2 separate regions of the Mus musculus genome follow, and region 2 is linked to region 1. Evidence: chromatin loops called from intact Hi-C (ENCODE). Cell type or tissue: left cerebral cortex. All regions are shown on one strand. Each heading gives the region's core, and the rest is flanking DNA. Links, peaks and the distances in the headings are about the cores only. Region 1 overlaps Fbxl13 (F-box and leucine-rich repeat protein 13). Region 2 overlaps Fbxl13 (F-box and leucine-rich repeat protein 13).

The links. Hi-C counts contacts between places; a loop is a spot of excess contacts. Peaks named below come from ENCODE experiments on the same cell type or tissue, not always from the same donor. Only the 100,000 strongest peaks of a DNase experiment are listed, where the experiment ranks them.
Region 2: it touches region 1 in a loop (2.1-fold over the local background); 7 of 42 quality-filtered maps call a loop at or near these places.

The regions. Positions count from the first base shown.
Region 1 is chr5:21,565,949-21,571,330 of GRCm38, reverse strand. The region is part of intron 9 of Fbxl13 (F-box and leucine-rich repeat protein 13); the gene reads left to right. Lrrc17 (leucine rich repeat containing 17) reads right to left here. Exons shown (of 4, transcript NM_028977.1): 3 at 956-1,111. Among named protein-coding and RNA genes, the nearest start is that of Lrrc17, 25 kb to the right of the region's middle. In left cerebral cortex, for the core only: no CTCF peak of the experiment used is centred there; DNase peaks (open chromatin) are centred at 2,284 and 2,879.
Region 2 is chr5:21,498,319-21,503,700 of GRCm38, reverse strand. Fbxl13 (F-box and leucine-rich repeat protein 13) reads left to right here. Exons shown (of 21, transcript NM_001199632.1): 18 at 3,138-3,221. Among named protein-coding and RNA genes, the nearest start is that of Lrrc17, 43 kb to the left of the region's middle. In left cerebral cortex, for the core only: no CTCF peak of the experiment used is centred there; DNase peaks (open chromatin) are centred at 573 and 2,561.

The DNA.
Region 1 (5,382 bases), core at 269-5,268:
TTTCATTTTTGAAAGAGGATTTCTCTCTGAAACTGAGACATATTTATTTGGCTAGGGTTGTTGGCCAATGAGCTCTGTCCTCCTGTCCTCAGTGCTGGGGCCATACATGCGTGTCCTTGCACCCAGATTTTATATAGATGCTGGGGATCTGAACTTAGTACTTGTGCTTCTGTGGCAGCCACTTTACCAAAGGAGCCATCACCATACAGGCGTGATGGTGGGCCCTGTGATATGAGTACTTGAGAAGCCAGGGCAGGAGAGTAAGAAGCCCAGGACCACTCTGGTGTACACTGTGTGAGGCCCTCCACTCCCACCATGTACACATCACTACTTTACAAATGCCTCTGTTAGCTAGGCTGACTGAGTGAATATTGCTTAGTGCCTTGTATTCCTAGGCTGACTGAGTGAATATTGCTTAGTGCCTTGTATTCCGTGTCTTGCACCTGTCGGATTCTGTATTTGCAGATTCAATCAACAGATTAGAAGTAGCTGGAAAACATGGCGTCTATTCTGAATTTGTAGTGCATTCGCTAGACTTTTCTTGTTGTTACTGTTTCTTATGCAATATAGTATAGTGACAGTTTTGATAGCATTTTCATTATATTATTACCAGTAAGAGCAATTAAAGTATAAGGGGCAACACATGTCGTTTTACAAAAGGGATTTTGGTGTCTGAGAGAGTTCCTGAATCAAAGACACTGGACCCTAAGGGATGACTGGACAGTACTACACCCTTTGTAGAGCAATGTTTTGGCACACACATCTGAGTGTCTAACAATCCCTATTTTAAGTATCATGCTTAATTAAAGTTCAGACTCTTTGAACTTACTTTTTGTACCTAAATGGAGTTTACTATAGGTGTTGCCACAGAAGAAAAGTCACAGCCCAGCTGCCCCCCACCTGAAGGAGCATGCATAGTGACTTACCAGGATCTAGAGCATGCATCGTGACTTACCAGGATCTATAAACTCAATGCCATTGCTGCTTAGGTTTAACTTCTTTAGTTCGTGAACATCTTCAAACTCCTTGGGTCGGAGCTGTCTGATTTTGTTGGATGACAGGTCAAGCTTCACTATGTCTGGAGGGATGTTGCTTGGGACTTTCTTCAACTCTGGAAAAATGAACAGTGTTTAGGTTACATTTTTCTGGCTTCTAGTTTCTATTAATCCTGAGAGGCTGCAGGTCAGCTTAGTGTGTGTATGTGTGTGTGGGGGGGGGGGCTGGCTGGGGGGAGATATATAGCTGGAGCCAAAGAAAACACGAATGAGCCTTGGCAGGTGCTGGATCCGAATTGCAAGCACCATGCTTAGCCTGCACCATGCTTAGCATGCACCGTGCTTATCGGGAGGGTCCAAGGGAGGGGCCAGAGAAACTCCTTAGCTGCAGAGGCAGGAGCTAAAGAAGAGGAAGACTCTGCAAGGCTGTAGAGTCATTTGGGAAGCAGGGACTCCATCTTGGTGACCCAAAAGGCCCACCTTTGAAAGGTGCAGGCATGAGGCCTGCATAAGACATAGGAAGCTTCAGTCCAGCAAAGACCTACAGAATAAGACAAGCTTATTCTGTATACAATAGGTAAAGAGAGTGTACAGGTAAGTCTTTGTCACCACTGTACAAATGAGAGTCACCTGAGAAGAGGGGACCTTAAAAGAGGAATTCTTCCATCAGATGGCTCCCTATGCATGGCTGTGGTGCATCCTCTTGATTAATAACTGACAATGGAAGGGTCCAACAAACTGTGAGTGGTGCCATTCCTGGCCAGGCGCTCGTGGTTGTTTGAAAAAGCAAACTAAGCAAGCCATGAAGAGCAGGCCAATGAGCAGCGTTCCTCCGGTCTCTGCTTCCATTGCTACCTGTAGGCTGGCTTTCCTTGATAATGTGGGGACTGCCATCTGGAAGTGTAAGTTAACTCTCTCCCTGCTCTTGGTCAGGGGTGGGGCACGGGTGACTAACAGTAAAGCTGGTGTCTCCCTCTTGTTCCTCATCTCCCGAGGAGTTGCTGCTGCCCTCTGTCAGGGTGGGCATTCTGTTATGATGTCAGGTTATCCATCATTTTACACTTCCTCTGCCAACAAATGATTCCAGGCACTCGGTTCCCATAAACACCACATTCTTGACCTCCCTGATCTCCCAAGCCTTGGCAACAGCCCCCTCATCCTCCCAAGCCACGGCAACAGCCTCCTCATCCTCCCAAGCCATGGCAACAGCCCCCTTATCCTCCCAAGCCATGGCAACAGCCTCCTCATCCTCAGGAGACCATGGCAACAGCCTCCTCATCCTCCCAAGCCATGGCAACAGCCTCCTCATCCTCCCAAGCCATGGCAACAGCCTCCTCATCCTCCCAAGCCATGGCAACAGCCTCCTCATCCTCCCAAGTCATGGCAACAGCCTCCTCATCCTCAGGAGACCATGGCAACAGCCCCCTTATCCTCCCAAGCCATGGCAACAGCCCCTTCATCCTCAGGAGAAACACTCCAAGTGGATGCCTGCAACCACAGACAGCACCAAGCCCTGTGCCTGTGGCAATGTTTTCTTTGTGAAGTAGATGCAGTAAGGGATCAACAACAAAATCATACAGGAAAACAGCAGTTACAAGCTTGCTTTAATAAGTTGCTTACCAGTGGCTTATTTCTAGAATGTTCTACTTTAATATTTTCAGTTCTTGGCTGACAAGATATGAACTGAAACCAAAGTGCGTGTATGGGGGACTAATGTAGGTAAAGGAGGACGCCATATCTTTTTGTTTTGTTTTGTTTTTTCAAGACAGGGTTTCTCTGTGTAGCCCTGGCTGTCCTGGAACTCACTCTGTAGACCAGGCTGGCCTCGAACTCAGAAATCCGCCTGCCTCTGCCTCCCACGTGCTAGGACTAAAGACGTGCACCACCACCGCTTGGCGGGGATGCCATATCTTACTTTTTCTTTCTTAGATGTTAAAATTCATGCATGACTTGATAACTTTTCACCCACTTAACTCCTGAGGTAGAGTTTACCATTCCCAAAATTCCTGCTTCCGCACGAACCAGATTTTCAAAAAGAACAAGCTAGGAACAGCAACATGAAGAGGAGAGCCGGGGTTATGTCCTCAGAGGTAACAGGAAACCAAGGCTCACCTTGATTTTGCTTCTATTATTTATTTTCTATCTTTAAATCATGCTTTTCAAAAAAGTAATCAGTTCTACATTATATTTTACTGTGAGACTTGCCCTTTAGTCTTTAGCAAGAAGTTTTGGTTTTAATGACAGCAGTTTTAGCCTAGAGTGGGAAACAGACTTGTTTTCATGTAGCAACAATAAATGGCCTGACTGACATCTGCAGAGCTGGGTGGCCCCAAGGGCTTTCTGAGGAAGCAGAGATTCTTAGAACCAGGAACTGTAAAACACATTTATGAAAGGTGGCATTCATTATCCACACTGCTGCTTTTGGTATAAAATGGTTGAATTGTGAATATATCTTAATAAAATTGTAATGAAATATTAAGAATAACGACTTGGTATTTATGGTTTCTTAGTCCCAGGAATATTTACAATGTAGTGACTTGCACTTAGCTTTTTGTTCTTCCTCTTAATAGCCCAGATTGCATGGCCTTTGTACATACGTGTGTATGTGTGTTCATGTGTGTGTGCATCTTCTGAATGTTTCTATACATGATTGTGAAGGCTGGAAGTCAACCTCAGCTGTTCTTCCTCAGGAAATGCCACATTTTTTTGTTTTGAGACAGGGTCTTTTACTAGGACCTGGGCTTGCTGATTAGGCTAGGCTGGCTGGACAGTGAGCCCCTGGGCTCTTCCTGTTTCTGCTTCCCCAGAGCTGGGATTATAGGCATGTGCGATCATACCCAGCTTTCTACATGGCTACCAAGGATTGAACTCGGCACCTTATGCCTCCATGGCACTTTCGTGACTGAACTATGTTCCAACCCCTGTGTCTAATGGGATGGTATTGGAGTTCATTTCTAGATTCCCTAGTACAACCTCTTGAGTCAAACTTCCTTAAATTTCCTTCCCCTTCTTGATGGGCCCTTCCTATCTATGTGCTCCTGATCTAGGCATTCTTAACAAAATTAAATGAAGAGAACTGTATATGTTCCATTATTAACCTCATTTTACAGATGTGGAAATGGGGGCACAAAGAAGTTAGGTCATTTGCCAGAAGTAACATCATCACAATTTAAACATGCTAACCCAGCCCTTAATCTGTCTATGTTGGCCTTCTGTTTGATCTGCTATCTACCTGCCTAGAACCCCCATGTATAACATACACATATATAGGGCAGGAAGAGGCCACAGGTGCAGTCAGTCAGTCAAGGCCAGGGTCCTGTAGGGTGTCCCAGTCAGCAGAGCTGGCACCCCTTCAGTTCTAGAAAGCCTAGATCAGAACCTGCCTACTGGACCAGACTTGAGGATAGATGACAGAAAAACCATGTAAAACAAGTTGAAAGTGGGTTAGCCGCAAATCGACGGGTAGAAAAGATGTTTGTAAAAATACTCTGAAGCCCACTTTAAGCAATGGGTTTGTGGGCGCTAGAAAAAGACAACTTTGAAGTTGTCAGCAAACTCCTGAGTGGAAATAGCATCCACAAGTAGCAGGAAATGCAAACCTAAGAGTTTTCCTAGCATGACCTAGAAACAAACAGGAAACTTCATTGGTTGTAGTGGAGAGAAAAAAATTTTTTTCTTGCTTAAATTTGAATGAGTTATAAAGTTGATGCAAGCTATGTGCCCCCGATAGAGAATAGACAGACAAGTACATATCTCCTCACATCAAAATGACACTTTGTCAATGTCTTCATTTCTAGACCACATGCCATGTGGCATCCAGAGCTCACATTTACCATGAATCGAAATGTTTGGAGGTAGGGGAGGGAGAAGGCTTGAGATAGGATCTGGCTTTCAACTTGCTGTGACTTGAACAAGGAAGGCCTTGAACAACTAACTGATCCCCTGTGTCCACCTCTGAGTTGGCAATTGTGGACCTCATTCTTGACCACAGCTCTTATGAGCTCTGCTTCTCCGACAACCGAACCTTACTATGAGGAGGAAGTTGAGACATTTTCCTCACATCATTTTCCCATTTAGTAGGATTTTGGTTGTCAACAGCCTCAGAAATAATTTGAAGACTAGGTAGTAGTTAAAGAGACACACATAAGCTTGTTTATCAGAAAGTAAAATTTCTTAATTATTATTGAAATCAGCGGCAAGTTGACTTCAGAAGCAGCTGGAGCCAATTTTCCTATATAATTTTTCCTAGCTTTCAAAGTCAAATTAGTAAATTATCGTGGTAAATGTGAAGTTAAAATTGGTTTTAGAACTCATACTTCCATGTGTTCCTGGCAAATCCTGTCACCTCAATATGGCATAAATGTGCCTTTCAACCAATCCCACACTT
Region 2 (5,382 bases), core at 297-5,296, 68 kb after region 1:
AGATAACTGTCAGCTGTCTCAGAGAATCCCTCCCAGTTCGGCACATTTCTGAATCTCATAGAGTGGAACGGAACACTTACATACCAGGTGTTCATTAGGGCAATTATCTGAGAGGCTCAAAGTCAAAACACAAAAAACAATTAAGAAGGTGTCAGGTTGGCTGGAATAGGGCATGTCTCTCATTGGCCTCATTGCCAGGAGTAGGTGGCACTGTCTGGTCTGCTGGCTTCCACATCCTGGTTGACTGTCAGAGTTGTTTACTCAGCCGCTGGGCTATATGGTAATACGTGAGCAGGGGCATAATGACATCACAAATACCATCTTGTCAACAGATGATCACGTAGGTCTGAGTCTACCCAACAGAAATTCGTGACACACAGGCAACATCTGTGCCCATCTTGGGCAGAAGGATGACAGGAATATTTTATGGTTTTATTACACAGATGAAGAGTGTTTATTGAGACGAACGGTTCTAGGCCTGTTTCATTTAATTGGTTTATTTATGGAACCATGCAACCAGCACCAAGGTCTACCCCAGAATACTTCCCTCACTCCCAAATCAGACGCCTCTGCTCAGCCTGTCTCGCCCTCCAGCTGGTTCAGGCAAGCGTGGGTCTACTTTTCCGTATGTTTGCCTGCTCTGAACTTCAATGGAATCGCGTGTGGTGTTTGAGGTCTGGCTTCTTTCACTTAGAATCATATTTCCAAGGGTTATTCAGAGAGTGGAATGCACCAACACTCCTTTTTCTTACCGACTAGCATTCTATTGTAGGGATAAATTGCATCTTTTTTATACTTCCATCTCTTGGTAAATATTCGTGTGTTGCTTCTGAATACCATTACTAAGAACACTTGGGCACAAGTCTTGTGTGAAGATATGTTTTAAAGATTTATTTATTTACTTATTTATTTTATGTGAGTACACTGTTGCAGTCTACAGATACACCAGAAGAGGAAGTCAGATAGCATTACAGATGGTTGTGAGCCACCATGTGGTTGCTGGGAATTGAACTCAGGACCTGTGGAAGAGCAGTCACTGCTCTTAACCACTGAGCCATATCTCCAACCCAGTGGAAATATGGAAATATGTTTTATTCTCAGTTATAAACCCACAGAGCAGTATAACTGCCAGTCCATGTGGTAACCCTGGGCTTCACTTTCTGAGAAACAGTCAGACTGTTTTCCAGAATGGCTAGTCCACTTTTTTTTTTGGCCAGGATTATATGTGTCAGTTTTCCCATACCCCTGCTTACACTCTTTGTGTCTCTTCTTAATTATAAACATCTTAGTAAATTAGTTGTGGTATCTTATTACATACTTAAGCAACAGCTAATATCCTAATTCACAGTTGAGTACTTGTCCTTTAATGAGCAATTAGAGTATTAAACATGGCATTCCATTTTCATATTTTAATTTTAAAGTTATGATGATGATGTTGGGGTGCATGTGCTGAAGCCCATGTGTGGAGGAAAACTTTATGGAGTGTTTTTCTCCTTCTCCCTTCATGTGTGTTCTGTGGGCCGAACTTTGATCTATCCGGCTTATATGACAAGGGTCTAACCTTTTTTTTTTTTTTTTGTAAGTAAAGCGTTAAGGAGCATATAGACTGACAAGTGTCTTATTTAACAAGTGAACTTCTGTAGCTAGGCTTTGAAAATTCCAGCTTGTCTACAAAAGTAAAATCTAACTGCCTCAGAGACCATTCCCTAGAAGATACCTCAAAGGATAAGAAATACTTTTTATTTTTGAGCATAGGACACAGAGATGAACTCTGCATGTCTTGGAATAGCTCAACTCCTCCAGTTCTTCTAGCATAAAAACAAAACAGCCCACATCCACATCTGGAATGCAGGCCGTGTGTGCTGGCTCCACAAGGCAGAGTTTGTCCTCTGACAGGAGGAGTCCTAGCAAAAGGCTCCACAGTCCTAATGAAGTGAAGGGCACAGTCATGCCATGTGGAGCTAGTGCACGGGACTATTAGACAAATGGAGATATCACAGTTAGGACACAGGCTTGGGGCAAGTGCTTTCTCCTTTGATCCGGACTTAAAAATAAAATCTTTTTCTTTAAGTGAAAGTTATCTAAAGGAGTAAAACACGATCTGATATCTGCATAAGCCATTTCCTGTTATGGCTCAAACATTGCACTTAAGCATAAACACAAGAAGCACAGACCCCTGGCTGTTTCTGACTCTGCTCCATCGGTGGGCCTTGGAGTCACCGAATTGGCAATAAATCCTGCTTGTGTCAACCTGACGGAGTCCTGAAATAATCTTTATACAAAACAAGAGCAAAGAGGCTGAGGCTGTGTCTTAGCAGAGAAGCTGCCGATGCCTGAGGTCCCGGGTTCATCCTCAGCACAAGCTAGCATGCAGGTGTGTGCACACAGGTACACACACATGTGCACACACACACACACACACACACACACACACACACACACACACACACAGGTGGGTGGCATCTGTAACCCAGTTTATCAATTCATCAGTGTTTATCAGAAGGTTTTGCCAGTCAGTTCTTGGGGAAACTGCCTAGACTCAGCATAGCACAGTCTGTGCACAGCAACAGAAGGGCTCGGCGATGCAATCTGCTATTTCATCTTTAAACCTGGAAAGAAAGTAGGCTATTGGTGGTTGCTTATGCCTCTAGATCTTTTAATAAAGATCTGTTTCCTTTCTCTTTCAGAAATTAAGCTTATGAAATGAACTAAAGATTTTGAGGGGCTTTGTTGTTGTGATTGTTAGGAATGAATAAGAACCTACTGACAAATTCCCTAGCTGTATAAAGTGCTTTCAAGTGAAGTCAGATCACTTGGTTCGAATAGCATTTATCTGAACACTGATAGAAACAAGTGATGTCTTAGGAGTTTTCTAGCTCTGGAACTCTGTAGCATTTTTTAACCAAAGTATTAGAGACAACTGAAATTTTTATTTAATGGTTTAGTCGTAACTAAGACTAATAATTTTCTTACCAAAGTAAGCCCACAGTTTGTTAGATACAAAGAGGTGGGACCCACAATGTACCTTTATTTAGCCTTTATCAATGATCACTCTTCTATGTTATTAGTTTGTAAAAATGGCTCTTGGCTACATCCCATACTAAATTGTACTTACAAAATGATCTTTATATTTTCAGGGCATGACCATACTTTCCAGACACAGAAAACTGAGGGAAGTTTCTGTGTCTGACTGTGTCAACATCACTGACTTTGGAATTCGGGTAAGATGAATAGGGTTTTCTGCCGAAGGGTTAAGATTAAAAATTAAGCTCCAATTGAATAAACATTATAAGTCCCAATAGAAAAGGGCAACAGGAGCTGACTCACACACGGGACGGGGACTCACGCACAGTCAACTCCGGTCGTCATGGTTTGAAGCTAAAACGTTGCTCACTCAGCCCTTAAAAGGCTATGAAGCCTTTAGGAGGTGCAGCCTGGGTGGCAAAGTAGACAGCTTCACCAGCTCTGGAAGGCTAGAGCTAGCCCTGGGTCTGGCCTGTCTCTGCTCCATGTGAGAAAAGAGCTCTCTGCCATGCCGTGGCCACGAGGACTGCTGCCATACTTTCCCCACCACCATGGACTGATGTTTCTCTGAAACCATGGCCAGCACTGGCCAGCCTCCCTTGGCGGCTTTTGTTGGGTGTTTTTATTCACTGGAACACAAAGGTGGCTAGTGTGTTCCACTGGTTCTCAGCAAGGCCTCTGTAGCCTGAGGTGGCAAGGAAGCTTTGTGGCCTCATTTCTTCCCCATCTACTCTCTCCTGTCTCTGTGTAAAACTCATAGGGTACATAGATGCATTTACTTGGAGAGTGAGGAACGTCTATGTGGCTCAGAGTCCTTGCAAATTGTGAAAATATTCTATAAGAGAGAATATTAAAATATATAATCTAACCATGAAAACTGTGGGAGTTTAGACACTATACAGATATCTAGCAGTTTGGAGGTCGAGTTATGTAAACATAGTTTGTAATGTATGTCGATGGAATGGACAGCATGAAGTAAGTGATGGAGTAAGATGGATTGCTCTGTGCTGGAAGAGTTCATGCGAAGGGGAAGGGTCCCTAGGCGTGGCCCGAGAAACATGCAGCCCTTGCACACTCCACATAAGCCAAGGAAATGTTTTAGCATCTTAAGCATCTAAATGAGTGTGTGTGGGGAGGAGACAGACAAAGACAGGCAGAGAGCAAGAGAGCAAGAACATGCACATGCAAGAGAGAGAGAGAGAGAGAGAGAGAGACAGACAGACAGACAGACAGACAGAACACTACCCAAAAGTGTGTGTTGTGCATTGGACAAGGAAGAAATGAAAATTACGCATGAGAAACTGTTAACCCATTGGAAGCATCGCATAAAAATGTGTTGGGAGCTAAAAGATTCCCAAACTAGGAAAGCATTAGGCTAAGTAGGAAGAAAGGGAACCACTGAAGGGAAGAAAGGCGCGACACTTTCTTACAGGGAATAAAAAGCTAATTGCTCAAGCGATGGGTACCACAAGCGTTAGCTGAGAAGTCTGCGGAGTGTGGGAATGTTTCTGAGCAGGACAAACCGGATGACGCTTTCCATGATGACTCGAGCAGTGCTGGAGTACGGCACAGACTGAAGAGCTGCATCGGTCAGCCCATGCTGAGACCTTAGCATAGCATGTCTGGGGCTGACGGAAGCTCAGGGACAGCTGAAGCACTCTTCTGATTTTACAGCTGAGAGAACTAATGGCTGAGAGGTTACAACTGATAATAAAAGGGATCACAAATGCTTAGGTACATGGAACTTGCTATGAAAAGAAGCCAAAAGATTCCTATAAGTAAAAGTTGTAGTTTAATTGAAAAGTGAAACAAGTATCACACAGGGCCTTATCCAGTAGCCTTATCCAGTCAGGCTTTCAAAAAAAAAAAAATTGAAAAGGTGGCAGATCAAAGATTTAAAATACAAAGCAGTTAAGCATCATTGCAAATAAATGTGTCATTAAGATGACTCAGTATTGGGCTGGAGCGATGGCTCAGTCTTTAAAGGCTAGGCTCACAACCAAAAATATGAGATGATTCAGTATTGATGTGGCATTATACTGTTATTAATGTCTTACATTGTTTTTGACAAGTCTTGATGCCGAGTCAGTCCACACAGACACACAGACACACCTGCCTGTTAATAATTTTTGTATGTATTTATGAGATACAGTACCATATTTTACAATGTTTATATACAGTATGAATCCATCTACTTAACTACCCACTTAAACACTCATTTATCCATTCATCCATGGGCCAGGAGTAAGATTTGTATCATGCAGTGCATTGCAGAACCCAAACAACAATGGAAGACTTGACCCACATGCCAGGAGTGCTCTGTTAGGGAAGCAGACTCAGTGACACGACTCTAGTCTG